Linked DNA regions of Homo sapiens: region 2 is linked to region 1. The links are chromatin loops, found by intact Hi-C in ENCODE. Cell type or tissue: ascending aorta. All regions are shown on one strand. Each heading gives the region's core, and the rest is flanking DNA. Links, peaks and the distances in the headings are about the cores only.

Region 1 (14,725 bases), core at 1-8,000:
AAAAAATAGCCAGCTGTGGTGATGTGCACCTGTAGTCCCAGCTACTGGGGAGGCTGAGGTGGGAGGATCATTTGAGTCTGGGAGGTCAAGACTACAGTGAGAAAGATTGTGCCACTATACTCCAGCCTGGGTGACACAGCAGGACGTTGTCTCTGAAAAATTAGAAAAACAAACTAACAGGCTGGGCGCAGTGGCTCATGCCTCTAATGCCAGCACTTTGGGAGGCCGAGGCAGGTGGATCATGAGGTCAGGTGTTCGAGACTAGCCTGGCCAACATAGTGAAACCCCGTCTCTACTAAAAATACAAAAAATTAGCTGGGCGTGGTGGCAGGCGCCTGTAATCCCAGGTACTTGGGAGGCTGAGGCAGGAGAATCGCTTGAACCTAGGAGGTAGAGGTTGCAATGAGTCGAGATGGTGCCACTGCACCTCAGCCCGGGCGACAGTGTGAGACTCCGTCTCAAAAACAAACAAACAAAAAACAAACAAAAAATACATCGCTGGGTGCAGTGGCTCACACCTGTAATCCCAGCACTTTGGCAGGCCAAGGCGGGCAGATCACTTGAGGTCAGGAGTTCAAGACCAGCCTGGCCAATATGATGAAACCCCGTCTCTACTAAAAATACAAAAAATTAGCTGGGTGTGGTGGCAGGCACCTGTAATGCCAGCTACTTGGGAGACTGAGGCAGGAGAATCTCTTGAACCTAGGAGGTGGAGGTTGCAGTGAGCCGAGATCGCGCCACTGCACTTCAGCCCAGGTGACAGTGCGAGACTCCGTCTCAAAAACAAACAAAAAACAAACAAAAAATACATGGCTGGGTGCAGTGGCTCACACCTGTAATCCCAGCACTTTGGGAGACCAAGGCGGGCAGATCACTTGAGGTCAAGAGTTCGAGACCAGCCTGGCCAATATGATGAAACCCCGTCTCTACTAAAAATACAAAAATTAGCCAGGCGTGGTGGTGCGCACCTGTAATCCTGGCTACTTGGGAGGCTGAGACAGGAGAATCGCTTGAACCCAGGAGGCGGAGGTTGCAGTGAGCCGAGGTTGCACCACTGCACCCCAGCCTGGGCAACAGAGCAAAAACTCTTTCTCAAAAAACAAAACAAAACAAAACAAAACAACCCAGAATGATATATCAGAGGCTTAGAGAAAAGGAGCATACTATTAAGTAGGAGGTGAGGAAAGGGTTCACAGAGAGGTTACTGAGCTGCATTCTGAATGATGAACAGGAGAGTTTTTTGGGAGATAAGTAGAGGGACATTCTAGACAAAGAGAACAGTATGTGTAGAGGCGCAGAGGTTCAGGTAGAAGCCAACAAAGGGCATGAGGTAGAGAACAACAGAGAAGAGCTTGGAGAGTTGAGCAGGCAGGGTCAAGGGGGACCTTGTGTATCGTGCTAAGGAGCTGGTTTCATGCTGAAGGAGTTGGTGAGATTTGCACTTAGATTGCTGTGAGTAAAGAATGAAGGCGTGCAGCCTGGGAGTGAGCGAAATGGGTAAAGAGGCACTAGTTCAGACGAGAGATAGAATGGCCCTAAGTTAGGGCCAGACCACCTGTACAACTGCATAGGGCCTTGCAGTTTGAAGGGCCTGGTGCTTGGTTAAATGCTCGTCAATCACTGTTTTTAAATTCTTAATACTATACTTTTTGAATAAGGGGCTCTGCTTTTTCATTTTGCACTGGGTCCCACAAATTATGGAGCCAGTCCTGGTTAGGGCAGTGGTTGTGGGAATGGAGGAATGATAAGGATCCATAGGTTGTTAGGAGGTCAAATAGGACTTATTTAGTGATTCATTGGATGAAGAGTTAGGAAGAAGGAGGAACTAGGATAACTTTCTGTTTTCCAGACAGATGGTGGTGCTCTTAATAAGATAGGAAATGTGGGAGGAGGAGCAGGCTTAGGGAAAGGGGTAAATAATGAATTCAGTTTTAAACTAGCAGACTTGAAGTACTTGTGGGGTCTGCTAGGATCCCAGACTCTCTAACCCCAATTTCTTCCAGTCCCTATCTCCTTCCCCACATGTGACCCAGCCCCTGCTTTTCTCTACCCACTCTTCTATAGGGCCTCTCTTGTCCCGCATCCTTCTGAATCCTCCCACCCCTTTTAAAGCTAGATTTACCTGGAAACAAACATGCAAACAAACACCAAAACACTCCTTATTGGGTTCCAATTCTGAACCCACAGTGAACACCCTCCTTTCAGCCTCACAGTTGACAAACCCAGGAGTCCCCCATTCCCCTCTCTTTCCTGTTTAACAGACATCATCCCAACTTCCCTCCTCCTTTCTTCTGCAAGACTGGGAAGTGGGTAGAGTGGGGGAAGTGAGCAGAGATGAAAGTCGGGAGGAACTCACATAGATTCTGGGTTTTGGTTTGGGCTTTTTTGTTTGAACTTCCTGCCTCTCAGTAGGGATAGAGGGGGTCAGGATTACTGGCTGCTCTTGGGAGTGTATGGTTGAACCACATTTTGGAGATAACGGAGAAACCATTTTCCTCACATACCATGTGAGAGACAGCTGAACAGTGTTTCCCTGTTCCACAGACCATTTAGGGGCCAGTTGAGAAGGTATTCCAGTATATCTGTAAATGGCACAGTCTCAGTTCTTCAGTCTTGGATACATGAGATCTTAATGAACCTTTGAAAGACTCAAGTCTCCTTATTTTGAAGACTGTGACACTGAGGTCCAGAGAGGGCAAGGACTGACTCAAGGTCACTATTTATGTGGGGCCAGAGCCTAGAGCTCAGATCCCCAGTCTCTGCCCCCCGTTTCTTCCTGTGCCTTGAGTCTCGCTGGCGTGGGTTTCCCACCAGACACACAAAAGCCTGGATTCTTTTCTTTGTCTGAGACTGAGTCTAGACCCATCTGCGTGGAATCTCGAAACACATTACAGGAGCGGCTTAGCCTCGGGCTTAGACTCCTTTTCCGGGTCGTTGGCGCCGCCTTGTGGAGTTGTGGCAAATTCTCAACAGCTGCAGCTGCAGTCCCAGACTTGGACTAGAAATGATCCCCCAGGCCAAGTTTACACGAGCTGGACGAGAGTGGGCGTGGGTGGGATGGGGAGCCTCTGCTCACTCTGCACAAGCCTCATATTTTGCCTCCCCCACCCCCGATTTCCGTTTCCCTCCTCCTTCTCGCTCCCTTTCCTCTTTCTGTGCCGGTCCCATACAGATACATTTAACGACAGAATTGCTCCCAAAACAGCGGGCAAAGACAGAGTCTGAGTCTAGGGGCGGAGGGCAGAACAAATTCAGACTTTATTGTCAGGGAGAGGAAAAAGGGGAGGACCGTGGGTGGGGGGCCTGGGTTGCTACATTGTCAAGCAGAAAGAGTTGATGGGAAGGGGAAGACCAGTGTAGGCCAGACCCCTCCCGGGTCGGCGGCTGAAGGGTTGACGATACGGAAACCACGGAGTCGGGGGTGGGGGAGAGGTGTCACACCCCCGCCCGAGTTGTGCAGTGGAGGTGACTGGTGGGAGGGGACAGCCATGAGGTCTAGGAACTTGGATCGGGGAGGCTACAGACTCGGCGAATCCTGCGAAGGGGAAGGGCGGGGGCGAGGCTTCTATTGCTTTTTGCTCACAGTTTTGCGGAAGGCGAGGCGGGGGTGGGCTTGGACTGGACACCCCTTGCCCCCCTCGGTACCCCTTGGGCGATGGGTGCTGGTGAAAAGAATGGAACCCGGACTAGGGAGGAAGAAGGCGAGGGAAAGGTCTATGGTGGCATCTCCTTGGTCCCACCCAAGTGCCGGAGATGCCCCCAAGTGCTGCCCCCTGCAATGGGCCCGGCTAGACCTGGGGCTAGGGCATGGTGCGGGGCGGGCACAGTGAGGTTGCAGGCGGTAAAACCAAAGTGCTTATGAGGGACCCAGGATCCCGCCTGCTCCCCTCCCCCTACGGAGGACGGGGGTGTTCACGGAAGCGCTTCAGTTTGGGGTAGGGAGCCGGAGTCCCAGAGTCCGCTTATTGCCAAGAAAATCCATTTCTGTCCCCCCCGGACCCCGACCATGGCTTGTGAACCCCGTTTTGTGCTAGGTTTGGGGGGAAGGGCTGGATGGACATGGCTTTTGGGAGGGGGGGTGTCTCCAAGGGGGCTCGGGGGTGAGACGGCCCCCCCTTTTCTAGGGGAGAGGGAAAGGCAGGGGGCGGGGTTCCCTGAGATCTGGGGTGTTCCCCCCCTTCTGAAGCCCCCCTCCCCCGCTACCCCTCCCCTTTCCTGGAACCCCGTATCTCGGGGTGGGGGGGGGGAAGGAGAGATCATTTAGGGAGTGCCGGGAGGAGGGGCGGGCTGGGAGCCCGGACGCCTGGGTCCCGGCTGGAGGTGGGGAGTTGAATGGGAGGGGTTCAGGGTTGAGGTCAGTACGGGGAGAAGAGGATGGGTCCGTGCGCAGTTCGGATGGGTCCGGGGGCCGGGTGAAGCAGAGGGTGAGTGATCGGCGGTCCCTGGAGAAGAGGTGCGGCTGGAGCCGGGCGCAGGGACAGCGGCGAGCCTGCTGCCGCTGCCATCACTGCAGCCACCGCCAGGGGGCTGGGGAGCAGGCCGCCCGCCAGGGACTTGGGCAGCTCCTTGGAGAAAGTCAGCGTGCCCTGAAGCGGGCGAAAGGCGGAGGAAGAGAAGTCACCCGGCGGTCCTGCAAACCCCACCTCTCCCTGGGCAAAGCCCGCGTCCCTCTCTCCTCCCCGCCCGCGCCCTCCCACTGCTGAATTCCCAGCATCCAGGCCTCACCGCCAGCTCCCCGGCGCCCCTAGACTTCTTGTGACGGCTCAGTAGTGGGTTGGGCTTCCCGGCCACGCCGTCTCGGTGCCGCCGGCTGGAGATGTGCTGCGGGGGCCAGTGGATAGGGGGCTGTGAGCTCCCGGAAAGGGGCAACAGCGAGGGAGTATAATCAAGCTCCAAGCACCGGCCCCCTCCCATCTGGCCCCCTGGGGAAAACTCTGAAGAAGGGCCTTTACTCAAGCTCCTTGCTCCCCTTCCCCACTTAGCGGGTGGAGCGTCCCAGAATTCCTGGGAAGGGCCTTAGACCCACCTGTTTCAGTTGGACCTCCGAGTTGACCTTGACATTGCAGATCTCACAGTGGAAAGTTCGGTCCTGGGCAGGAGCCTCTGGTTCCCCCGGGGTGGGAGGCCCCAGCCGAGGGTAAGCTTTGATGGGCCCGAGCCCACTTCGGGCCTCCAGAATTGTCTTGTGCTTAGTACCTGGAGCCCAGAGAGGGCAGGAGGTAAGGGGTGGAAGAAAAATTATCCAGGCCTACTGGGCCTCAGAATGCACATTCCCAGGTACAATATGAGGGGGAAGAGGGTGGGCACAGTGTGGGTTCTTTCTAACTAAGCTCCTTGGGACCCTCCCAAAGAGGTGGATCAGGAGAGAGTCATAGGTAAAGGAGTAAGATGGAGGGAGGAGCTGAGGAAGTAAAGGGCTAAGGAACAGGGGAGATGGCTGGAGAAGGAGACAGGCAGATAGGCTGATAGGTCTTAGATGGTCTAGGGATGTTGGAAGCCAGGGGCATTAGGATGTAGAGGCAGGGGTGGCCTGAGGACAGGAGAGTCTGGGTGGGGGCAGGGGAGTCCATACCTTTGTTATGTGCCTCAAGCTGGGACAGGGAGTTCACAGCCACCTTGCACAGAGCACAGTAGAGCAGCCGCTTGGCTTTCTCCTCCTCTTCCTTGCTACCCCCAGGCAAGGAAGCCGGGGCTGGAGTCCCCCCTTCACCCTTGGTTACACCCTGACCAGTCTCCGGAATGCTGGGAGGGGATGGGGAGCCAGGCTGTTTCTCTGGGGATCCTGGGGCTGGCCCCAGTCCATTCTCCATGGAAACTGTTGTTGGGGGAGAAACATGGGGATCACCCTAGATGGCTCTTGGAGAAGACTCTTCATGTGGAAGAGACCCCCCCCATTTCCTGGAGGGCAAGGGACCAGGAGTCCCCACCCTGTTACAACATGCATGCTCTCATGCCCTGGTCCAGAGCCAGATGTGGTCCAGCTGCCGCAGGCTGGGTGTGAAACTCCAATGCTTGGCTCATTCTCCATTAGCTGGGAATGGCCAAGGGGTCCAGCCTCACCAGCCTACCTTCAGGGTGAAGCTGGCAGCCAGCCCAGCCAGGGGGAGAGGCATGCAACAAGGATATACCCCTCAGTGGCCTGCCAGCCAGTCTGGGCTTCCTGCCAGGACAGCCCCTTCCTGGAGTCTTGCCCAGCCCCCAGGAAGTACACGAAAGAGCCCTAGGAAGGGGCAGAGGCAGGGTGAGGAAAGGTCTGGAGAGATAAACACAGGCATGGCAAAAGGGAAATAGAAACATCAGAACCGGAGAGGGAAGAAACAGGGATGTAGGCTGCTCTATAATTCATGGCTTGATTAAAGATGCACAGGCCCTAGGCCTCAGTGCTGGGTTCTGGCCTCTGTACAGGGGAAACTCTAGCGCTCCCATTCTTGCTCCAGCAGCTGATCCAGTTTCCGGGTCATGGCGAGGCTGGCAGTGGGGGTGGGGAGCTTGTGGGAGGGGAACTCCTCACCCCTCCAGGTACCCATTTGCTTGTTCATCCTATGTCCTTCCCCTTATTTCTCTTACTTTTTTCTGACATTCTTCACCTCCATCCCAATCCAGACAGCACATCCACATCTCAGTCTGGACAGGACTTCATGGTTTATAAAGCACGGCAGGTATAGTTATCCTGCCTATATCCTCAGAGATACTGTAGGAATTAAATGAGGTAATATGTGTAAAGTGCTATTCAAGAAATGTTAGCTATCACCATCATCATCATCATCCTCTTCCTCTCCATCTTACAGAGATGTTAACAAACTAAGATGATCAGGCTAAGAAGCAGCCAAAGTACAATTAGAACTCAGCTTCCCGTGGCCGGGGACGGTGGCTCATGCCTGTGATCCCAGCATTTTGGGAGGCTGAGGTGGGCAGATCACTTGAGGTCAGGAGTTTGAGACCAGCTTGGGCAACATGGTGAAACCCTTTCTATACTAAAAATACAAAAATTACCCGGGTGTGGTGGCAGGTGCCTGTAATCCCAGCTACTCAGGAGGCTGAGGCAGGAGAATCGCTTGAACCTGGGAGGTGGAGGTTGCAGTGAGCTGAGATTGTGCCACTGCACTCTAGCCTGGGCGACAGAGTGAGACTCTGTCTCAAAAAACAAACAAACAAAAAACAGAACTCAGTTCCCCCACCTGCCCGCCTGCCCACTCACTCTGACTGTGCATCCCTGAGGGGGTTCTGTGTGTGTGTGTGTGTGTGTGTGTGTGTGTGTGTGTGTGTGTATTGAGAATGGGGTCCTGGTTTCCAAGCTGGTAGTACAGATGTTTGTTTCTCATTCTTCTTAGGGTGGGGCAGGAAGGACAGGCAAGTATAAGGATGGAGATGTTAGGTCTCTCTGGAATTGGCCATGATTGACATCCGATGTGGTAATCCCAGGATGGGGGTGGCTCATCATATCTTCCTGTCTCAATATTCCTGCTTTCCAATTTCTTGGCTGCAAGTATGACTGAGGATGGTCACCAGCCATGAGGGAAAAGGAATCTTGTAAACTTGGAAAAGACCTCAAAGATCTTAGTCTCACTCCTCTATTTCCCAGAAAAAAAAAAAAAAAACTCTGACTAGGGAGGTCAAAAGGTCTACTACTACCCAAGATCATCCAGGGAGTTTCCTGGGTTTCTTGCACTCTCTGTCTTCCCCGAGGGGAGCCCCAGTAGGGCAGGAACTCAGATATTCTGATTCCCTTCCCTGCCCCTCTCCCTAAGATGAAAAGGCATCTCTCTGGATTTGGTGGTTCTCTTTTTCTTGGGGATGTTTGCCAGGTGGCCTCACCCTAGCCCCTCTCTGAGTCACTGGGCTGTGGGGAGGACAGACAGTGGGGACTCTGTTGAGAGGAGCTGTGGTGGGGGTAAGGGTGACAGGATGGAAATTTTACATCACTGTGCCTGGCTCCAGGACTCACCTTGGGTGGGGGTGGGGGTATAGGGACTGAGGAAGAGAGAGATGGAAGCAGAGGACAGTTCTGGAAAAGGGGGAGAGAATAGAGAAGACAGAGATCAGTTGAAGAATATGCGGGGATTCAGACACACCTGGACGGGGTGCTACACCATCCCCATTTGTTGGGGTGCTGCCTGGGGGAGCTGGGTCTCCAGGTTCTCGGACGCCAGGCTCCCTGCCTCTGGTCTTGGCAGCCTCAATGCCTTTGACTCGTCGGGCGTGGCGATTACCTTTGTAGTGCGCCTCAGCCTGGCTCTTTAGGGATGGAGGAAGAAAATGGAATCTGAGATCACCTTTCATCTGACCGATCTCCCCACAGAGCTCCCTCAAGTCCTGGGGTGATCTCAGCAGGCTGCAGTGAATTTTTCTGTACACCAGTGAGATGTAAAGCCCCATACCAATAAGTCCTGGTTATTCCTGGGGCTCAGACTAGCTTCTCAAGCTTGAGTCCCTGGGAACCTAGGTCCCCACCTAGTTCAGACTCCACCCTACCACCACACCCAGGGCCTGGCTGCTGACTCAGACCCCCACCTAGTCCTGGTAGAGACAGGGGGACCACAAACCTATGGAAGAGTTCTAAATGGGGAGAGGCCTAGCAATCCAGTCAGTCAGCATCCTCTTAGACCCCAAGGCTATGTGCCCAAGTCCTCTGCCCCTAGGATCCAGCCTTTGCTGCTTTCACCCTGAGGCTGGAAGTCCCAGGATCCCTGATGCCTGGGCTCTGTCCTGACTACTTCCCCTTGGGTCTCATTTTCCCTGAAGCCTCTGTGGACACCCTGGAGGACCCTGGCCCCGAGCCCAGCTCTGGGGACAGAAAACAGCAGTGGAGACAGCTGTCAAAACAGAACCATTTGATGGGGGAGGGGAGGGTAGGGCAAAAAGTGGGAAGGGCTATCTGCTGTTGGCTCCCTGCCCCTCTAGTCTTCCACCATCCACCAGTGAGTGGAGCCAGGGTTGATAGACAGGATGCCTGGGGTCCAAGCTAAAGCAGAGGCCTGATGCTGGGTTAGTCCTGTCTTCCCTTCCCCACCCTGCTCCACTCCCATGTATACCCCTGCTAAGAATGTACCATCCTGGAGGCACAGGGTCACCCAGACAAGGGCAGAAATAAAAGGTGTGGATAGGCAGGAAAAGAAGATTGACAGCCCAGGGGTAAAGTAGCAGTGTGCAGAGCCCAGTAGTATGGAGTGTGTGTGTGTGTGTGTGTCTCTGTACTGGGTAGAGAAACAGAACATGCTTTTATTTTCCCCTACTCAGCAGAACGAGGCTCTGCTGTTTTTCTCCAAAAGCTCTCAGGGCCTGCACCCCACAAAGTCCCCTCTAGAGCCACACACACTCCACAGAGTCCCAGTGGAGCCTCAGAGGGAGGAAATCTGGGAGGCTGAACATCTGGGTTTTGGGTTTGGGGTAGCTTCTCCCCAGGGGAAAGCCCCATGGGATAAGAGTAGGGGCCAGGCCTTGTGTGTGATTTGGAGGGAGGAGAGTAGAAATGGGGTGGAGAGAGAAGGAAGCCAGAAAGTTAGAGCGAAGTGGGTGGGCCAAGGAGGAGTTTAGCAGAGGCCAAAGAGGACAGAGGCTCTGTGGGGGAGCCAATGACCTAACTCTGCCCCATACCCAAGAACCAGTGGGCCAGAGGCCACACTCCTGCTCAGACACTGATGGCCACCTATGTTCCAAGAAGCTCTGAACCACGGATGCCCAAGTCTCAAGGGAGGGAGAGGTCAACTTTAGAGGACTGATCTACTTCATGTCAAAATACACAGCAACTTCTTGTGTCTCTCCAGTGCCTTCCACAAGACCCTGCCCCTCCTGCGGTATCCCCATTCCCTGCTCTTTGCCTAATATCCCCTTAATCCCTGCCCCTCAACCAGAGTAAGTGTTCTCACCCAGCCTCTGCCCTCCCTCAAGTTCCCCTGCTGCCCCTGCCCCACCCACTGGGTAGATGAGCAGCTTGGCTTCTTACCTGAGAATTGAAGCGGATTTGACAGATATTACAGGAAATGACGGGCCGCTTGGTCTTGAGCAAGGGTCCCCCAAAAGTGTGGGAGAGCACAGCCTTCTGCACAGGGTCCATCTGTGGAGGCAGGCTGGGGTGAGCCGGGAACCCTAGCGCAACTCATGTCCAGCATTCCCCCAACACAGATATCTGTGTTGAACCAAGGTCCCCAGACCCCTTCTATCCCTTAATATGCCTGAGGGATCTGAGCCTCAGTCTTCTGATTCTCTCTTAGCCCAATCTTCATAGCACTGAAAGGGACCTGATCGATAACTGGCCCAATGCTCCCATTTTACAGGACATAGAAGTGGTTTGCCCAACGTCACACCATGAGTTAATAGCAGATCTGGTATCTGAACCTGGATTCCTGCCTTGGTCCATCATACCATGAACATACAACTGTGTCACCTTGACTTATCTCCTACAGTGAAGCCAATCCACCAGAGGCCTCTGACATGAAGTCCCAAAGCACCCTAGATCCTAGGGCCTTCAGCTGAAGCCTCTGAGCCCTTTGGGCCTCCACTCTGGGGTAAGACTATCACCAAGCCCAGCCTCTAGTCCCAGGAGACAGATGTTCCCAGCCTCCCAACTCTGGATCCCTGGTCGCCCTAACACACACACTCTCTGGACCTCTTAAGGGCAGCAACTTCTAGAGGGAGTAAAAGAACTCAGGAGAGAGTAGGAGCTCTAGTGAATCATGGGGACTAAATGGGGGGACCTAAGCAGCTGGGCTGGCCCGAGGCAGCCCAGGGATCTTCTGAACCTTTTCTCCCTGATCATCAGGGTTTCTAGGGCAGAGCTGTGGGGCTGGGCGGGATTAGGAACCATCCCTGTCCCCACCCTGGGTCAGCAGACGTCTTTGCAGTCTCCTGCCAAGAGTTCACATGAGTAAGGGAGAGGACGGGAGTTTCTCTGAGGCTTTCTGCTATCAGGGGATGAAAACCAGGGGCTCAGAGGTGTGAAAACTGCCTCCCTCAACAGTTCTCCTCCCTTTTGGCCTCTAGGCAGCTAGGGAGAGGAAAGCCTGGAATGCAGCTGAGACTGAAGATTGGGGGATGGCTGGGCTCTCTCATAAGAATGGGACTGAATTAGGACAAAACCTTATCTTCTGGGTGGAGGGATCAAGTGAAAAATAGTTGCTGGGGACTTGGGGTCCTTATCTCCTCAGCCGAGCCCATCTCTGTGACAGGTCTTTAGGGTTTCCAATGAGACACTGGTGAGAGAACAAGAAGTGGGGGAAAGTAGTAAGAGTCTGGAAAGCCCTGTCCTCTGGACTCTCCTTTCCTCTCACCAGTAGTTTCACTGGCTGGGTGGGGTTAATGTCAGGAAATGGGCTTTCGTATCCCTGTGAAATAGATGGTGGCCTCATCCACTCTCCATTTGGGTAGTGCTGAAGGCAGGGACCAGGACTGGGTTCAGACAACTGGTCTGACTGACAAGTGTCAATCTCTTGGCCTACTCTTGGTTGGAAAGAAGCCTCTCTAAGGGCTCACTTTTTTTTACCTCAGCTTCCCAGAAGCCCCAGTCACATCCAGGGAAAAGCCAAACAGGAGAACGGGTGTGTCTGTGTGTGTTAGGCAGGCTGTGATCAATCTGTGCATGGGTGGAGTGTGAATAAGTGTCATGTACTGTGCGTACATCATTTATATATCAACATTTCTGCGTCGGGGGCTTTGATGGCACCATGAATGGTCAGGTGGTGTAATCTTCAGCTGTGTGTTTATCTGTGTAAATGTATGATGTGTTTGGCAGAAAGAAAGACAGACCAAGTTGGAGACAGTCTTTAATCAGAAAGGGGAGACAGACTGCTGCTCTCAGTTCCCAGTCTCCAGGCCTTAATCCTTCCTATTTAGAGACCCCCAACTCTGTTCCAGAGTTCTCCTCAGCCCTGGGCTTCCTCACATGCTGGGTGGGGAATGGGAATTCAAACAGAAACTCAAGTTGGGCCAGGAAACCCAAGTTGGATGAAAACAGTAGGGAGAGAGGAGTGGGATGGAAGGGGGAAGCAGAGTCTCCTAGTTCTGCCTATGCTCTGCCCCATCATGCCAGCCTGCTCTCCAGAGGGGCTGAGGACACAGTACCCCGAGGATGACTTGTGGACTGGCCACCCCAACATCCATACCATGAGAATGGTTCCTGCCCTACCTGGGTCCTTCCTCCAGGGTGAGAACCTTAGCTTTTGCACAACCCCCTCCCCTGGTTTAAGTCCATAAACACCAACTAGGAGTGGGAGTGGGGAGTGGGGAAGAGGGCAGCAGTGGAGTCAGGTGGGTGCTTCCCACCCTCCTCCAGGAACTAAGGAGACACCAGGATGAAAGTGAGGACTCCTGGGCCCAATCCCTGTGCAGGTGGAATGTGAGCCACTGAAGTGCTGCTCCAGGCCAAGGTCAGGAGGCCCCGGTGACCTAGATGAGGGCTCCCTGGGGAGGGGTGAAAGCCAGCACCTCCCAGAGCCCATCTCACTCCAGAGCTTCTTCCCTGGGATGCTGGCTTGGACACGGCCTCGAAAGGTCCATAAAACAGTCCCCTCCCACCTGCCCTCCAACAGTAGACATGAAGGGGAACCGCTCCCTGACGCTGGGGCAAAATGAATCAGGAAGGGCAAGGGAGAGGGAAGGTGGAAACCAGATCAGGAACAGGAGGGGTGCTATGATTATATTTCCTTCCATTGCCCTTTATCTGATGGAACTGCTGCCCCTTGTGTGAGCATCCCACTTCCCCACCCACCAAAATTAAGACGAAAAGGGAAAGGTGGTGGAATCTCAGGGATGGGAAGACCTGAGGAAGGACTGAGATAGGAAAGAGAGGGAGCTAGGGGGTATCTAGAGAGCAGGTGCAAGCTGGTGGGGGAGGGATGCTGGGAAGGGGCTGGGGCTGGAGAGGAGGGATCTGATCAGTGTGGTCATTGGAGGGCAGGTGTAGGACCTGACAGGAAGTCTGAAGATTTGGGGGACTCCAAGAATGTGGGAAGCAGAGGTCAGGGTATCCAGTGTGGTGGCAGTAGTCTGGGGGCATGAGCTGGGATCCCGAGATTGGTTAGGGCCGCGCCGATGTGGGGGATGGGCCGGACAGCCCGAGGACTAGGCAGAGGGAGCGGTAGCCAGCCCCGCAGGGGCGGGCGGGGACGGGGTGGGGGTGCGCTGCGGCAGCCGCGGGAGTCAGGGAGAGAGGAGGGGCCGGGTGGCTTACCCTGCGAGACCCTGGGGGCCGCGGCTCCATGGCCCGGGGTGGCGGACCCGGGCTGGGGGGCCGCGCCTGGCCGGGCCGGGCAGGCCAGGGACGCGGCGCTCGTTGCCCGGGCGGCTCGGGGCTGTGCGGCCCGGCCGGCGGGGAGAAGGGGAGGCGGCGCTGGCCCGGGCCGGAGCCCGCCCCGGAGGCGGGGCCGAGGACGGGGGCGGGGACAGGGACAGGGACAGGGACAGGGAGCTGAAGAGGAATGAAAGGGGGCTAGGGCGGAAAGAGGGAGATGTCCATTATCCAGACACTCCTAGGAAAGAGCTTGTTCTGAAGAGAAGGAGCCGCTTGGCCCCGCGGCAGGGGCATTGACCAGATGACCTCGTTGCCTCCACTGGGGCTCCTTCTTGGGTCCAGGGTCCCCACCAACTCAGACATTTCTCCTTTCTTTCACCCCTTTTGCCCCACCTTCCCTAGATCCCCTGCTGACAGTCTGTCTTCAGAGTCCCCAGACGACCCTTCCCCAGCTTCCTCTGCAAACGGCGGCCCCTATGCTGCTACCTTTTTACAAGTCACTTCCCTCCCTAGGGATGGGAAACTGAACCCGGGTACCCAGGTGTCAGGCACTGCTCTCTCAGAGACTCCTCCAAATCATGGAGCTGAGGGCACCCAGGGCAAAAGCGACCTCAGACTGGGGATGTCGTTCCTAACTTCTTCCCACCTCCTACCCGCGCCCGCCACCTGCCGGAGAACCAGGCTCCCTGAAAGCCCACGCTTCGTGCACCTGCTGCCCTCTGGCGGTTCAGTGGGGGCAGCACTGGGGGACCAGAGGCTGTAGGGCCTAGCAGCCCACTCCCCCAGACACCTCGTTCTGTCTAGACAGGTCCTGGGATTCCCAGTATTTCATCTCTAGGTCTCATCTTCTCCCATCCCACCTAAGGCAGAGACATTAGTGAAGCAGGGGACTGGATCTAGAGAGAGGGTGGCTTTGGGAAACAGTGAGGGACGTCCAAGGGCAGAGGGAAGCAGTGGAGTGAGTGGGAGGAGAACGAGGGGAGACAGTAATTCTAGAAGAGGTCTAAGGAGTAGGAACTGCCCAAGTAGGAGAGAGCACTGGAGGTGCCAGTCCACTGGGAAAGAGAGACTCTGTCATGAATAATAATATCACCACCACCATCTAATGTTGATTGAGCCCTTGCAATGTGCCAGCTTCTGTACTGAGCTCTTTGCATGGATTATCTAATTTAATCTTCACAACCACTATTTGAAGTAAGTACTATTATTATCTTCATTTTATAGAGGAGGGAACTGAGGTTTAGAGAGGTTAAATAATTTGCCCAAGGTCATAAGCTAGTAAGTGACTGAACTGGGATTTGAATTTAAACCTGGGCAGTCTGACTCCAAAGCCACGTACTTAACTGCTGCACAGTACTTCCAAAGGCCTGTCTGCAGCTTTTCTGCAGTCCTCATTCCCCTGCAGAATTTGACAGTATTGATGCAGCCCGCCACACTCTCTCCCTTGGCTTCTCCAACTCTACAGGAACATATTTCCCTCCCCACCCGCTCCAGTGGCTT
Region 2 (15,218 bases), core at 3,193-11,192, 70 kb after region 1:
AGGCAGGATTCCTTTGGAGGAAAGGTATCCTGTTCATCAGCCCTTTTCCAGGTGACTGTTCGGGTTGACCACAAGGATTTGGGGGCTTAAGTAACCTTATCAAGCCTGGGACCACCCCACCCATGCCTAGTGTCCTCTTAAATGTAGCATTTGTTATGGCCTCCTACATGGTACAGCTGTAAGCACTTTGACATCTTAAGGGAATCATGATGCTCTTATTTTGGGCTAAGTTTGCCCCATTTTGTTCTCTGAATTGTCTGTTTGTATCCTATTAGACTGGAAACTTGAATGAAGCAAAGATTGTGTCTGTCAATTGGTACAGCCCCGGACTAGCATTAGGAAAATAATATGTCTTTTGATATTCAAGGTGACAAAATGATTACAATGAAGATAGAAGATCTTGGGAATGCTGGAATATATTTTTTCCTAGAAAAGTGGGGGTAGGTCACAGCTACCATGGCCACTTAAATGGGGGTAAAATGACCCTGAGGTCTCCAATCTCTCCCTTCTCCTGTACCTGGGAGAACCAGAAAGCTTCTTTCTAATACACCTTCTGCTTTAGTCATTTGGGTCTCAGTGTCTCAGTATTGTCTCACTAATGTGCCCATTTTGTCTTCAGCTTTGCTCCTGTGATTCCAGTGTCTGGAATGCACTGTCCTCTGTACTGGTCATCAAGGCCCATCCAAGCCCTGCATAAGCTTCCCCATCTCATTCTTTATTTTATTTTATTTTATTTATTCATTTTTTTTTTGAGACAGAGTCTCGCTCTGCTGCCCAGGCCCGAGTGCAGTGGCGCCATCTCGGCTCACTGCAAGCTCCGCTTCCCGGGTTCACGCCATTCTCCTGCCTCAGCCTCCCGAGTAGCTGGGATTACAGGCGCCCACCACCACGCCCGGCTAATTTTTTTGTATTTTTAATAGAGACGGGGTTTCACCGTGTTAGCCAGGCTGGTCTCGATCTCCTGACCTCATGATCCGCCTGCCTCGGCCTCCCAAAGTACTGGGATCACAGGTGTGAGCTACTGCGCCTGGCCTCTTTATTTTATTTTAAAATATTTATTTATTCATTTATTTATTTATTTGAGATGAAGTCTTGCTCTGTTACCCAGGCTGGAGTGCAGTGGCGTGATCTCGGCTCACTGCAACCTCTGCCTCCTAGGTTAAAGTGAATCTCTTGCCTCAGCCCCCTGAATAGCTGGGATTACAGGTGCCAACCACCATGCCTGGCTAATTTTTATATTTTTAGTAGAGACGGGGTTTTACCATGTTGGCCAGGCTGGTCTTGAACTCCTGACCTCAAGTGATCTGCCTGCCTCGGCTGCCGAAAGTGCTGGGATTACAGGTGTGAGCCACTGAGCCTGGACTTCCCCAGCTCATTCTAAATCTCAGCAATGTGCCACTATTCTGAAGTCCTAGGCTTATAGTCTGGAGTACATGGTCTAGCACTTAATTATCCAGTGTATTAATAAAGTCCTTGTATAATTTAGAAATTGAATACATTTGAATGCACCTATGATAGAAGCAACTCTAAATATTTTATGAAAGCATGTTCCATAGAATTTTTTTTTTTTTTTTTTAGACTGAGTCTCGCTCTGTTGTCCAGGCTGGAGTGCAATGACACGATCTTGGCTCACTGCAATGTCCGCCACCTGGGTTCAATGATTCTCCTGCCTCAGCCTCTTGAGTAGCTGGGATTATAGGCACGCGCCACCACCCCCAGCTAATTTTTGTATTTTTAGTAGAGACGGGGTTTCACCATGTTGGTCAGGCTGGTCTCGAACTCCTGACCTTGTGATCTGCCTGGCTCAGCCTCGCAAAGTGCTGGGATTACAGGCGTGAGCCACTGCGCCTGGCCAGAATTTTTAATGATAATGTTTGCTTTTTGTTAATGTGCTTTTATTTTATACAGGGAAGTCATCTGAAAAGACTTGAGTTTGAAAGTTGCCTCCCTTACTTAACAGATATGTAACCTTGGCAAGTTACTTAACCTCCTTGGGTCTCAATATCTTCACCTGTAAAATGGCAGTAATATCTTTCTCATAGATTTGTTGGGATAATTAAACTAATATACTATATGTATGGTTACAGTACTTGGTTATAAATATTAAAGCCTCATTCTGTCTGTTGATAAATCTGAAATCTATTTAAACTCTGATGTGCTCTCTGTAATGTTGTTTTTTGTTTTGTTTTTTTGAGATGGAGTCTCACTCTGTCGCCCAGGCTGGAGTGCAGTGGCGTGATCTTGGCTCACTGCAACCTCTGCCTCCTGGGTTTCAAGTGTTTCTCGTGCCTTAGCCTCCCGGGTAGCTGGGATTGAATGGAATGTATTTTATAGATCAAGTCTCAGCACAAACACTGATTCCTCCAAGAAGCATTCATTAATTCCCCACCCAGTACTCCTGATTTCACTAGTCACAGCATCTACCCCACTATATTGTATTTTCCTGTTTGTCTCTCCTTTTAGACTAAGTTCTGTGAGGTAAGGATCTTGTTTACTTCTGTTTTTCCACTGCCAAGTACGTTGCCTGGCTAAACAAATATTTGAATAAACTGAACCTGTTTTTAAAGCAATGGTAAACATAACACAGCAACATTACAAAACTAATTTCTGAATTGTGTGACATTGTTTTTTACAACGTAGTCTTCTAGCAAGATAGCGTTTCTTACTATCATGTTTTTAATTTGCATCTAATTATTGAATTGGATCCAGAGATGTGGTCCAATTACTTGTTAACTTTTGTCACCTGACCTGTCCCCACAAATTATATTTTATAAGTGTGGCAGAGACCACTCATTCTCATCATCCTGTCTCTTCTTCCTTTTAATAATATGACTCTGCTACCCTGCTATCCACACACTAAATCTTAGCAGGGTGCATGGCTGCCAGCTAGATACTACACTGTCCAGTCTGTCTTGCAATTACAGGTGGTCCCATAACTACGTTCTGGTCAATGGAATGTGAGTGAAGCAATGTGTGTAACTTCTGGGTCATGTCTTTAAAGAGGAAAAGTAGTTGCTCTCTCACTCTTTCATCCTTCTGCTTGCTATGACATGGTGACACATTAAGCAGCCACCATGGACCCAGAGATGCAAGCCTTTTCTACCAAAGACCATCTGCTCCATATATCTCTGTACTATTACTTTATTTGAAGTAAGAGGGTCACTATATTTGTGGGTTTCTTTGTTATAGCAGCATGGCTAACATCCTTTGAATGAAAATTAAGATAACCATATAATTCATTAAATCCCTTAGCCTACTCTGAAGAATGTTTTCAAGGAGTGCAAAAAAAAAAACCAAGTTTCAATGAAAATAGCGTTTACTGAAGTCACTTATTCAATGGCATTTTGTGAAAAACTATGAAATTTATTCTATCATGAGCATATTCAAAGTTCTTGTAGGTTTATAAACATACTAGCTCTTCTATTTAGCGTTACTTTTTATCATAACTTTGAAATCCCAGATAGATTATGTGGTAGCCTCCAAGATGGCCTCATTGACCCTCCTCTCTTGGTATTCATGCCCTTTGTGTTTTCTCTTCCTACACTGAATGATGGCTGGCCCATGTAACCAACACAATACTGTAGAAGTGACATGTGTAACTTCTAACATGAAATCATAAGAGACATTGCAGTTTCCACCATGGTCTCTCTCTTGGATCTCTTGCCAGCCACCAAGCAGCCCTATGGAGAGGCCAATGTGGAGAGAAACTGAGGCCTTCCACCAAAAGCCAGCACCAACTTGCTATCCATGTGAGTGAACCAGCTTGCAGTACAGAGTGGTCAACCCCAGTCAAGCTTTCAGATAACTACAAGCCTAGTTGACATCTTGACTACAACTTCAAGAGAGACATCAAGGCAGAACTGCTTCGCTAAACTGCTCTTGAATTCTTGACCCACAGAAACTGAGAGAGAGAATAAATATTTATTGTTGTTTCAAGTAACTACATCCTGGGGGTAACTTCTTATGTATAGATAATATATACCATAAATTTCTTGAAAGTAAGATTCATGTCTTACTTATTTTACCTCAAGTTATTATATCAACTACTCTCCCACCCCTAACCTAGGTGATTAGAGCATACTACAACATCTGATACATAAGAAGTGAAATGATATTCTCTTTGAAATTCAGCATAAGGCAACTCAATGAGAGAAAACAAGATATTAATTAGTCTGACTAGCTTTTCTTCCCTGAGGGCATTTAAGATTTCTCAGGGTGGAGGTGAGGACAAGTGGTAGAACTCAGTTCTCAGATGACTATTGTTACTTGTCATACTGGAATCTCCCCAAATTCTCTGTTCTCAATAGTTGAATATTTTCTTCAGCCTGGTTGTATATGAAAGCTCTGGTAAATGGAATGTTTCCAATATCCTATGGAAACTCACCTGGGCAAAGGAAGTGAATCAATGTCTGGAGGGAAAGTAAAGGCATTCCTCTCTTCACAGGATAAATTCAGGCACAGGTCCTTTACCAGGGACCAGGTGAACACTCAACAGGCAGGAAGAATTAACAGAGTCAGCCCATTGCAAATATAAAGGGGCAGGAAGAGACTCTAGTGAGAAAGGGCAGCTGCTGGTGGTGGCGGTGGTGGGGTTGGGTGGGCAGTGGAGCAGAGATCAGAGACATATCGGCCTTAGACCCAAAATTTATCTCTATATATTTAAAGATGGGATCTTACTCTGTTACTCAGGCTGAAGTGCAGTGGCCTGATCATAGCTCACTGCAACCTCAAACTCCTGGGCTCATACCATCCTCTCACTTAGGCCTCCTGAGTAGGTGGGACTACAGGCATGTGACACCATACCTGGCTAATTTTACTTTTTTTTTTTCTTTTTTTGAGATGGAGTTTCACTCTTGTCTTCCAGGCTGGAGTGCAATGACACGATCTTGGCTCACTGTAACCTCCACCTTTTGGGTTTAAGCCATTCTCCTGCCTCAGCCTCCAGAGTAGCTGAGATTACAGGCACCTGCCACCACGCCTGGCTAACTTGTGGATTTTTTTTTTTTTAAGTAGAGACGGGGTTTCACCATGTTGGTTGGGCTGGTCTTGAACTCCTGACCTCAGGTGATCCACCCACCTCAGCCTCCCAAAGTGCTGGGATTACAGGTGTGAGCTACCGCGCCCGGCCTAATTTTACTTTTTGTAGAGACAGGGCTCTTGCTATGTTGGCCAGGCTGGTCTTAAACTCCCAGCCTCAAGCAATCCTCCTGTCTTGGCCTTCCAAAGTGCTGGGATTACAGTTGTGAACCACTGCGCCTGGCTTTGATACATATTAATATAATGAATATTACCCAGATGAGCATCACTTTCTTTTTAAAATAGTAGTTTTAGATTCTTTTGGTTACAAGGCTGACTGGAGCCTCCAGCCTTCTCACTCTACAAAAGATTAGGAGATCTGGATCTCTGATATTCAAATCCCTGTAGTGGGTCCCCAGTGGTGGGAAACAGATAGTGGGAAAGGGACATTGGGAGCTCAGAACTTTCATTTTCCCACTCCTTTAGTACTCGGTTCCCTTAGCTCAGACATAGCTTATGTCTGGGGTCACATGGGGTTCTGTGGGTGCTAGACTGGTCAACTTCAACAAGGCAAAGTCATTACTTCTCAGAACTGAACAGCAGATGTTGGAGGAGGACAATATTCTAGATATCATCTAGCCCAATGTCCTCATTTTAAGCAAGGCCCAGAGAAAGGGAATGACTTGCCCAAGGTCATACAGCTGATGTGGGATAGAATTCAGGTGTCTTTATTCCAAGTCAGCTCTTTCCATCATGCCACATTTGCTTTCATTCAGTAGGATAAAATAACATACCATTTTATCCTACTGACTCCCAACTTCCAGTTCTGGGTTGGGAAGGGTCAATTTCCAGACTTTTCTTTTCCAAGGATAGGACGAAGAGACTTTGCTACTATTTTCAGGCAAAATAGAGCATTGCCCCCTTTCCCTGCCTCTCTTTCCTCTGTTGTTTTCAATGAGGAACTGAGTCTATTTCTCTACAGGCAGGAGGTCTCTCAAGTTCTGAGCTCCATTCAGTTTGTGGCAGGGAAGCTGATAGGTGCAATGCTGTGGGATGCCCTTCACCTTGGCAGGCTGATTGTACCCAACTGGTGGTCATGGCCTAGTGCCCATTGGCAGGCAGGGTGTCCACTCATGCATTAACTTGATGCCAGATGGCTGGCTGAATACCTATAGTGCATCTTGTCTGGTCTGCTGTTCCCGGTTTGTGTCACTTTTAGATTTGTGTATGTGTGAGAATTTTAGGAGGGTGGTCCCTCCATGGATTTAAGATACTGGCATTTCCAGATTGGCAGAAGGGAGGACACCTTACTGCCAACCTAGAATCTGTGCTGAATAGCACAGGACCTGGACTTCAGGAAAGTTCTTCAAATGTCTCTGTGATCTCTCTCTTCCCAACTTTCCCCCACTGTAGAGTTCTTGATGTCACTCCTCCCTACGTGGTATGTACCTCCGTCTCAGCCAAAGTGTCTAAGAATGGGAAGGCAGAGAAGTGAGGTATGTGTGGGTTAGGATGAGTGGACTGGGAAGCAGAAAAGGCACGCTGCTTACTCTTTCCCACAGACTTCAGAAGACTCTGGAAGCTATCTAGTGCCCTAAAATTTCCACTGCAGTCCCAGACAACCTTAGACTATATCTCCACCTACTGGACACCAAGGAGGTTGACAACACTGTCTCAGTTTTTTTCTTTAGAACTAGCATAGAGTCTAAAAAAACCTCATCAATACTCTACATTTATCCCAAGGTTAAATCATTCCCTCTCAGAATTTGTTGAAGCTATGGGGGCAGATTGACTGCCTTTTCAGGGAGACTGGGTACTAGGGAGACTTGGGTACAATTTCCCCCATACACTGCTTTCTCAAAAAAATCTGTTGGCCAGGTGCAGTGGCTCACAAGTGTAATCCCAGCACTTTAGGAGGCTGAGGTGGGTGGGTCTCCTGAGATCAGGAGTTCGAGACCAGCCTGGCCAACGTGGTGAAACCCGCTTCTCTACTAAAAATACAAAAACTAGCCAGGCGTGATAGCGCGTGCCTGTAATCCCAGCTACTCTGTTGGCTGAGGCAGGAGAAGTGCTCGAACCCGGGAGGCGGAGGTTGCAGTGAGCCGAGATTATGCCATTGCACTCCAGCCTGGGCGACAGAGCAAGACGCTGTCTCAAAAAAACAAAACAAAACAAAACAAAACAAAACAAAACAAAACAAAACAAAACAAAACACATCTCAGGGGTTAGATCAAGAGCCTCACTTCCTTGCTTCAGTTGCTCTGGATATAGGTTGGTTAAACTCTATTCACCTCCTATGCTCATAGACAGAAAACAGCAGGTAGGTGGGGTTAGATCAGAGGGTCCTTGTTAGCCTTAGGGCAAGGGGAAAGCAATCTTAAAGAATTGCCTTTTCCTCGTCTCTCTGTCTGCCACCTGACTCAGATATGGGAGACACTGGGGGTGTCCTCTACTGTTCTTTTCACATCCACCAGCAGTTCTCTTCCTATGCTCATTAGCAAAGACAATTCCATTAGAACCCATTAACAATCATTTTGTCCATGCTGAAACCATGGGCTAGCTATTCACCAAAGTCCCTGGGCTATATCTTCAGAAGTGAAGGTTGTATATAAGTAGTGACAGCTCTCAAATGAATCCTTTATTGGTGAAATGGGGACGATGTCAATACATATCCTCAAAATTGATCAGGGTGCACAATAATATCAATTTATGGAGGTTACAGCACTAGGAAAACAATTTACATCAGATCCAGAAATTTACTCTCCTTCTCCAGCTGAACATCTAACATGGTTAAGTAAGAAGCAGTCATTTCTTTTTTATTTTTTGGATGTCTGGTTTTCACTTAAAACATGCCCTTTAAATATCTTTCAAATTTTTGTTTTAAAGGGAAGGAGTCAAGAAGAAATTAAGACAATGTTGGGGATCATCTTATGCTACATACAGTTCATGTCATTTCTGTATTACGTATCTTCAGTTTATTCATTATAGTTAAGATATATTGAGTGTTTACCGTTAAAACTCTTAAAAACTGAGGCTGGGCGCGGTGGCTCACGCCTGTAATCCCAGCACTTTGGGAGGCTGAGGCGGGTGGATCATGAGGTCAGGAGATCAAGACCATCCTGGCTAACACGGTGAAATCCCATCTCTACTAAAAAAGTACAAAAAATTAGCCGGGCGTGGTGGCGGGCGCCTGTAGTCCCAGCTATTCGGGAGGCTGAGGCAGGAGAATGGCGTGAACCTGGGAGGCGGAGCTTGCAGTGAGCCGTGATTGTGCCCCTGCACTCCAGCCTGGGCAACAGTACAAGACTCCGTCTCAAAAAAATAAAAGCAAAAAAACAAAACTCTTAAAAACTTTAATGCATTTTTCCCACTTATACCTTTAAATGATCTTATGAGATAAATACTATACTTTTATTATCTTCATGTTCTTAATCACTACTATGCTTTTATTTTTATTTTGATACAGAGTCTTGCTTTGATGCCCAGGCTAGAGTGCAGTGGCATGATTTCAGCTCACTGCAATTTCTGCTTCCTGTGCTTAAGCGATTCTCCTGCTTCATCCTCCTGAGTAGATGGGATTACAGGCATCCGCCACCACGCCCGGCTAATTTTTGTATTTTTAGTAGAGACAGGGTTTCACCATGTTGGCTAGGCTGGTCTTGAACTCCTGACCTCAAGTGATCCACCCGCCTTGGCCTTCCAAAGTGCTGGGATTACAGGAATGAGCCACTTCGCCCAGCCCCTATACTCTTTACTTTGTGATTTGTGTGTAGATTTTTAAAGAACTTGGGTCCTTAAAAATTCAAATAGTATAATTATCTTCCTTCCTAATTTTAGTATTTTAGTATATTCCTAAAAGCCTTCATTCAATAATATGTGGTTTCAGAAACTATTGTGCATACGAATTAATATAAGGGGTACTGCTAAAAATAGATGCCTGTGTGCTGCTTCCAAATATTCTGATTCAGGAAACCTGGATCAAAGCCTAGGAATCTGCATTTTTAAAGCAAGCCCCTAAAATAATTGTGATGTAGGTGACAGTTGAACTATGCTTTGGGAAACACTGCCTTTGATTATGAATGGTATTATGGTAGGGCTGTAACTAAAACAAATCTTCGTGTGTCCATCTCATTTAATTGGCTCCACATAGCAACAGATACAACACTGGGGTTTCTATCGTTCTTGGCTAAGAACTAAACCCTGCTCATTCACTTATTTATTTATATATTCTGCAGCAAGGAGAGGTAGCCCTGGGGCCTGTCTGTTAAAAGCCCTTAGAAAAGAGGCTATTACATTAAAAAAAATTTTTTTTCCTTTCTCCTAACCTGAAACATCTCTGTGCAAAGGTTTGGTTAAGGCTGTACAATTTGACATGTTAGCCCTGGTGATTCTGCAGTTCTTCAAAGGAGAGGGCTGAGAAGCAGCTGTTATTTTTTTCTACCTTTTGACATGCACAATGCATGGGGCAGGGTAAGGGAGGAGAGTCAAGGGACTAAGCTGGAGTTAGTAAACAAGCTTTGAAGCACAATAAAAAAGCATATTGGCAGGGGAGAAATCAAGGGCTATGTAATACCACAGCATCCTCTGAAGACAGCAGCAGTCGCTCCTGGATCGTCTCTATTTTTGGGGAAATAACAACAACAAAACAGTACTGGCAAACTGTCCCTCCGCTAACATCTGAAGGTTTGTCTGAAAATGTTCTGAAAAGCAGTTCACACCGGAGAAGCAAGAGAATGAAGGGCAAGTCTTGAAGGAAAAAAAGAAATTAGGGCAAAAACTCAGCAAGTACCTCAAATAGCCCAGAGGAAGTTGCAGGGACTTAGCGGAAAGCTCCATTTAATCTCTGGCCCAGCTAACATAGCCTAGAGGACACTTTCAATGTACTTTTTTTTTTTTTTTGGTAACAAGCCTAGCTTTTGAGGTTGTGATGAGCCCTTCCAGCTCCTAGAATCAGTGATGGTTCTTTGAAGAATTTTTTCCCTGCTTAACTTCTGGGGACAGATTAACTAAAACCCCCAATTGGGAAATTAGGGAACTCCAAAGCTGCTCTGTGTGTTTAAAAAAACTACATTTGACTCAATATGGTCAGGGCAAAAACCCTTCCTTTTCTAGGTTACTTTCTCCTCCCACTGCTTCTCTCACCTCATCTGGATGGCCTCAGAGAATATTTTAAGGTTGACAGGAAAATTTTACAGAATGATCAAAAGTAAAGCAAGCCCTAGAAATGGTTGCATAATTTTCCTTTTCATTATAAAAATACTTTTTTTCAATTGAATAACTAAAAAACATGAAATTTTATTGTTGGACTGAACCTTACAGGTCATCTAGTTCAATTTGTTCATTTTATAGAAGACAGGATTAAGGCACAGAATGTTTAACTGACATTTCCAAGGTCACAGGGCTCATCTTAGACTCAATATGTTTGTCTGACTGCTAGTTCAATGTTACCTCTCAACTGCTTTCATAATCACTTTTTTTGAGACAGGGTTTCATTCTGTTGGCCAGGCTGGAGTGCAATAGTGCAATTATAGCTCACTGCAGCCTGAAACTCCTGGGCTCAAGGGATCCTCTCGCCTCAGTCTGTAGCTGGAACTATAGGCAAATGCCACCATGCCTGGCTAATTTTTAAATTTTTTTTTTTCTCGTGGAGACGGTCTCGCTATGTTGCTGAGGCTGGTCTTGAACTCCTGGCCTCAAGTGATTCTCCCACGCTGGCCACCTAAAGGGTTGTGATTACAGGCTTGAGCCACTGTGCCTGGGTATAACCACTTTTGTCAAGTAGGTTTGCCTGTCCATTTAGTACTCAACTACTATAGTAACAGTTTTTTTTTTTGTGGGGGTGGTTTGGGGGGTGGTTTGGCATATGGTACATATTTCTCTGAGCTTTGAAAATAACTAATTTCCTTCCAAAAAAAAAAAGAGAGACTTACCTCAATCTTTTTTTCTTCTTTTTTTTTTCTTTTATTATTATTATACTTTAAGTTTTAGGGTACATGTGCACAATGTGCAGGTTAGTTGCATATGTATACATGTGCCATGCTGGTGTGCTGCACCCATTAACTCATCATTTACTTCAATCTTATTATGAAAGTAAACATTCAAAAACCCCAACACACCCTAGAGCAAACTCTCAATGCTCCAGGTACTGATTATCCAGTTTCCTTTATTCTCTCTTCTGTGGACCATGTACTTGGATGTTTACATTAGTCAGTAGCTCTATAAAAAGTCTGATATTACATATGTTGTTGGACTGTGTGGCAGTTTCCTGATCTCTAGATTGTAGCTATGGTGCTATCTTCTTAAACTTAGTATTCCAGTGGTCATCAGAGGCTGTAGCTCCTTTGGTGAGTTAGTTCAGTAGTGTTCTGAGAGTCATTCCTAGAGGTCTCACATATAGCCTGCTCCTTCAGCTATTCAAATGATTTTGTAAGTACCTAATTTTCTATATTAAATTCCCTTTCTGCTTAAAATATCAAGAGTGGTTTCTGTTTCCTTCTAAACCCTGAAAGATACAAGCATTAAGAAGCTAATTACAACACAACTCAGTAAGTATTATTAAAAAAAGAGTGAACGGGCCAGGCGCGGTGGCTCATGCCTGTAATCCCAGCACTTACATGCCTGTAATCCCAGCACTCATGCCTGTAATCCCAGCGGAGGCCAAGGCAGGCGGACACAAGGTCAGGAGATCGAGACCATCCTGGCTAACATAGTGAAACCCCGTCTCTACTAAAAGTACAAAAAATTAGCCGGGTTTGGTGGCAGGTGCCTGTAGTCCCAGCTACTCGGGAGGCTGAGGCAGGAGAATGGCGTGAACTCGGGAGGTGGAGCTTGCAGTGAGCCGAGATCACACCACTGCACTCCAGCCTGGGCCACAGAGCGAGACTCCGTCTCAAAAAAAAAGAAAAAAAAAGTATGAATGGGGAAAAGTAGGAGCATAGAACAGGGAACTTGGAAAAATTACTCCAGAGGTAACATTTAAGTTGGAATTGAAGGTGGAATAGGAATATGCTAAGCAGAAAGGCATTGGGAAGGGGAGGGAACAAGTGCATTTCAGGAAACAAGATGTGCTGAGGTATGGTTATTAAAGACCACCATATATTAGAAAGACGGTGAGTTCGCCATGGCTAGACTATGAATAGGATGGGGAGAGATGAGGCTGTAGCAATCATAAAATACAGTGGGGTTAAGAGTGCTGCCTTTAGGGGTAGCAGACATGACTCCAGTTCTGGTTTCTCCATATAGTAACTAAACAACTCTGGTCAAATCTTGTAAGTTTGAGGACTTTCAGCTTCCTTATTTATCAAGGAAGGACTTGTATCTTTACTTGTAGGCACAGTATCCACTTTATTATGTGGAATTAAATGTGACATGCATATGAAGTACATTGTATAGTACTTGGTGCATACCAAGTGCTCATAAGCCTTTGCTATTACTCTTTTATTTATTTATTTATTTTAGCCAGGGCCTCACTCTGTTACCCATGCTGGAGTGCAATGGTGTGAACACAGGTCACTGTAGCTTCTAACTCCTGGGGTCAAGCCATCCTCCCGCCTCAGCCTTCCAAGTAGCTGAGACTACAGGTATTTGCCACTATGCTTGGCTAAATTTTTTTATTTTTAGTAGAGACAAGGTCTCTTTATGTTGCACAGGTTGGTTGTGAACTCCTGGGCTCAAGTGATCCTCCTGCCTCAGCCTCCCAAAGTGTTGGGATTACCAACATGAGCCACCATGCCCGGCCTGCTATTTACTATTACTGGGTAAATTAAGAACAATTAAATATCATGAAAGTTGTGCTATGGCAGGTGGAAGATAAACTGAATGAGGAAAACCTAGTGGCTAAAAGACTAGCTGCTGCAATAGTTCGGGCAAAGGTAATGATCTGAAATAGAGTAGTGGTGATGGAGATGCAACGAACTGGTTGGCTTCGGAAGTCATCTTTGGTATTTAAATGCCAGGATTTGGTGGCTAATTGAATGTGAGGGAATTCTGAAAAGACTGAGAGAACAGTAACATCATTAATCTGGATTAGTCATGTACAAGGAAGGGCGAGTCTAGGTGACAGCTGAAGCTCTAATTCCCTTCAAGTCCAAGGCCCCTTTGAGGAAGATGGCTCCAAGTAATTCATTTTTTTTGAGACTGATCTCCTTGCTCTGTCGCCCAGGCTGGAGTGCAGTCGCATGATCTGAGCTCACCGCAACTTCTGCCTCCTGGGTTCAAGTGATTTTCCTGTCTCAGCCTCTCGAGTAGCTGGGATTACAGGCGGGCACCATCATGCCTGGCTAATTTTTGCACTTTTTAGTAGAGATGGGGTTTCACCATGTTGGCCAGGCTGGTCTTGAACTCCTGACCTCAAGTGGTCCACCTGCCTCGGCCTCCCAAAGTGTTGGGATTACAGGCGTGAGCCACTGCGCCCAGTGCCCCAGCTAATTCTTTCATGAACAACATTGATATGACCACTATCACAAGCATCACAAGAAACAATCTGCTACTGTTGAATGCTTCAGGGAGCAGGACTAAAACGGACCACTGGTCCTGCAAATAGGGGATTGGGTGGTGATGATGGTAATAGAGTGGCCAGATTGCAATGGATTAAGGAGTAAGTGGGAATTTAAGACCAGGTATAGACAACTCTTTCAAAAAACTTGGCACCGAAGTCGTAATTGCTTCAGTGGGAGTGTGAAGGATTTTATGTATTTGTTTGGTCAGAATGCACACTCTTCTAGTGTGCAGAAGCTGGAAAGCTAAAGACTAAATTTCCCACATTCTCTTCTAGCTAGCTATCTTAAATCACTTCTGAATTAAGTTCTGCTAATCAGATGCACTAGTGTTTCACTTGGATTCTGAAGCCAGCAGGGGTTAAGACGGGGTGCAGGGCATCCATTTAGGGATGCTGACAGTGGCAGAGGTGGTTACTTCTTGGACTAGCAGCTGCAATGGCAGCTTCCTAACTATTGTAGAAGCTTCTTGAATGTAGTAGAAGCTTCCTAAATATAGTAGAAGCGGTAGCAGCTCCTTTAGCAGTCTTTTTTTTTTTTTTGAGACGGAGTTTCACTCTGTTGTCCAGGCTGGAGTGCAGCTCACTGCAACCTCTACCTCCTGGGTTCAAGCAATTCTCATGTCTCAGCCTCCTGAGTAGCTGGGATTACAGGCACCCACCACCACGCCTGGATAATTTTTGTGTATTTTTCGTAGAGACGGGGCTTCACCGTGTTGGTCAGGCTGGTCTTGAACTCCTGACCTCAGGTGATCCACTTGCCTCGGCCTCCCAAAGTGCTGGGATTACAGGTGTGAGCCACCGTGCCCGGCCTGATTAGCAGTTTCTTTTTTGAGGCAGGATCTCACTCTCTCACCCAGGCTGGAGTGCAGTAGTAAGATCTCGGTTTACTGAAACCTCCGTTTCCTGAGCTCAGGCAATCCTTCCATTTCAGCCTCTTGAGTAGCTGGGACTGCAGGCGCATGCCACCATACCCCAGCTAATTTTTGTATTTTTAGTGGAGACAGGGTTTCACTATGTTGCCCAGGTTGGTCTCCAACTCCTGGGCTCAAGCAATTTGCCCACCTTGGCCTCCCAAAGTGCTGGTATTACAGGTGTGAGCCACCACGACTGGCCTCCCTTAGCAGTCTTTAGGAATCATTTCTGGAAGTCCAGTCTAGAGTTTGTTTCTTCAGCCTTCCCCAGAATTCTGTGATCCATCCATTTGATGCCCTAGTAATAAGTCCTTTACTGCTTAATCTAGCTAGAATCGATTCTGTTCTCTGCAACCAAACCCTGATTAATATGGAGAACAGGGTATATATTTTAAAAAATAAACATAAACATTTTCATAGCTGAAAGAGTTAAGGAAAGAGTAGAGTTAATTTAAAGAGAAGAGGGTTGGGTATGGTGGCTCACACCTGTAATCCCAACACTCTGGGAGGCTGAGATGGGAGGATCACGTGAGGCCAGGAGTTTGAGACCAGCCTGGGCAACATAGTGAGATCCCATCTCTACCAAAAAAAAAAAAGAAAAAAAAAAAAGAAAGAAAGACCAGTCATGGAAGGTGGGAAGATTGCTTGAGCCCAGGAGTTTGAGGTTGCAATGAAGTATGATAGCACCCCTACACTCCAGCCTGGGTGACAGAGTGTGGCCCTATCTCAAAGAAAAAAAAGCTAAAGAGGAGAGAGGAATTGACTTATGGAAGATATTGGAGGATAGGAGAAGC

What was found. Hi-C counts contacts between places; a loop is a spot of excess contacts. Peaks named below come from ENCODE experiments on the same cell type or tissue, not always from the same donor. Only the 100,000 strongest peaks of a DNase experiment are listed, where the experiment ranks them.
Region 2: it touches region 1 in a loop (6-fold over the local background); 13 of 110 quality-filtered maps call a loop at or near these places.

Annotation. Positions count from the first base shown.
Region 1 is chr12:54,365,901-54,380,625 of GRCh38, forward strand. It overlaps ZNF385A (zinc finger protein 385A), which reads right to left. Exons shown (of 7, transcript NM_015481.3): 2 at 9,944-10,054; 3 at 8,073-8,235; 4 at 5,573-5,815; 5 at 5,027-5,196; 6 at 4,726-4,821; 7 at 3,236-4,586. The coding sequence ends at 4,356. All of the region lies in intron 1 of GPR84-AS1 (GPR84, ZNF385A, ITGA5 and GTSF1 antisense RNA 1), which reads left to right. Among named protein-coding and RNA genes, the nearest start is that of GPR84, 8.8 kb to the left of the region's middle. In ascending aorta, for the core only: CTCF peaks have their summits at 2,955 (motif pointing left) and 4,518 (motif pointing right); DNase peaks (open chromatin) are centred at 2,941, 3,540 and 4,651; H3K4me3 peaks cover 2,702 bases; H3K27ac peaks cover 4,186 bases.
Region 2 is chr12:54,433,165-54,448,382 of GRCh38, forward strand. The region is part of intron 3 of GPR84-AS1 (GPR84, ZNF385A, ITGA5 and GTSF1 antisense RNA 1); the gene reads left to right. Among named protein-coding and RNA genes, the nearest start is that of ITGA5, 22 kb to the left of the region's middle. In ascending aorta, for the core only: a CTCF peak has its summit at 6,664 (motif pointing left); a DNase peak (open chromatin) is centred at 6,532; H3K4me3 peaks cover 597 bases; H3K27ac peaks cover 813 bases.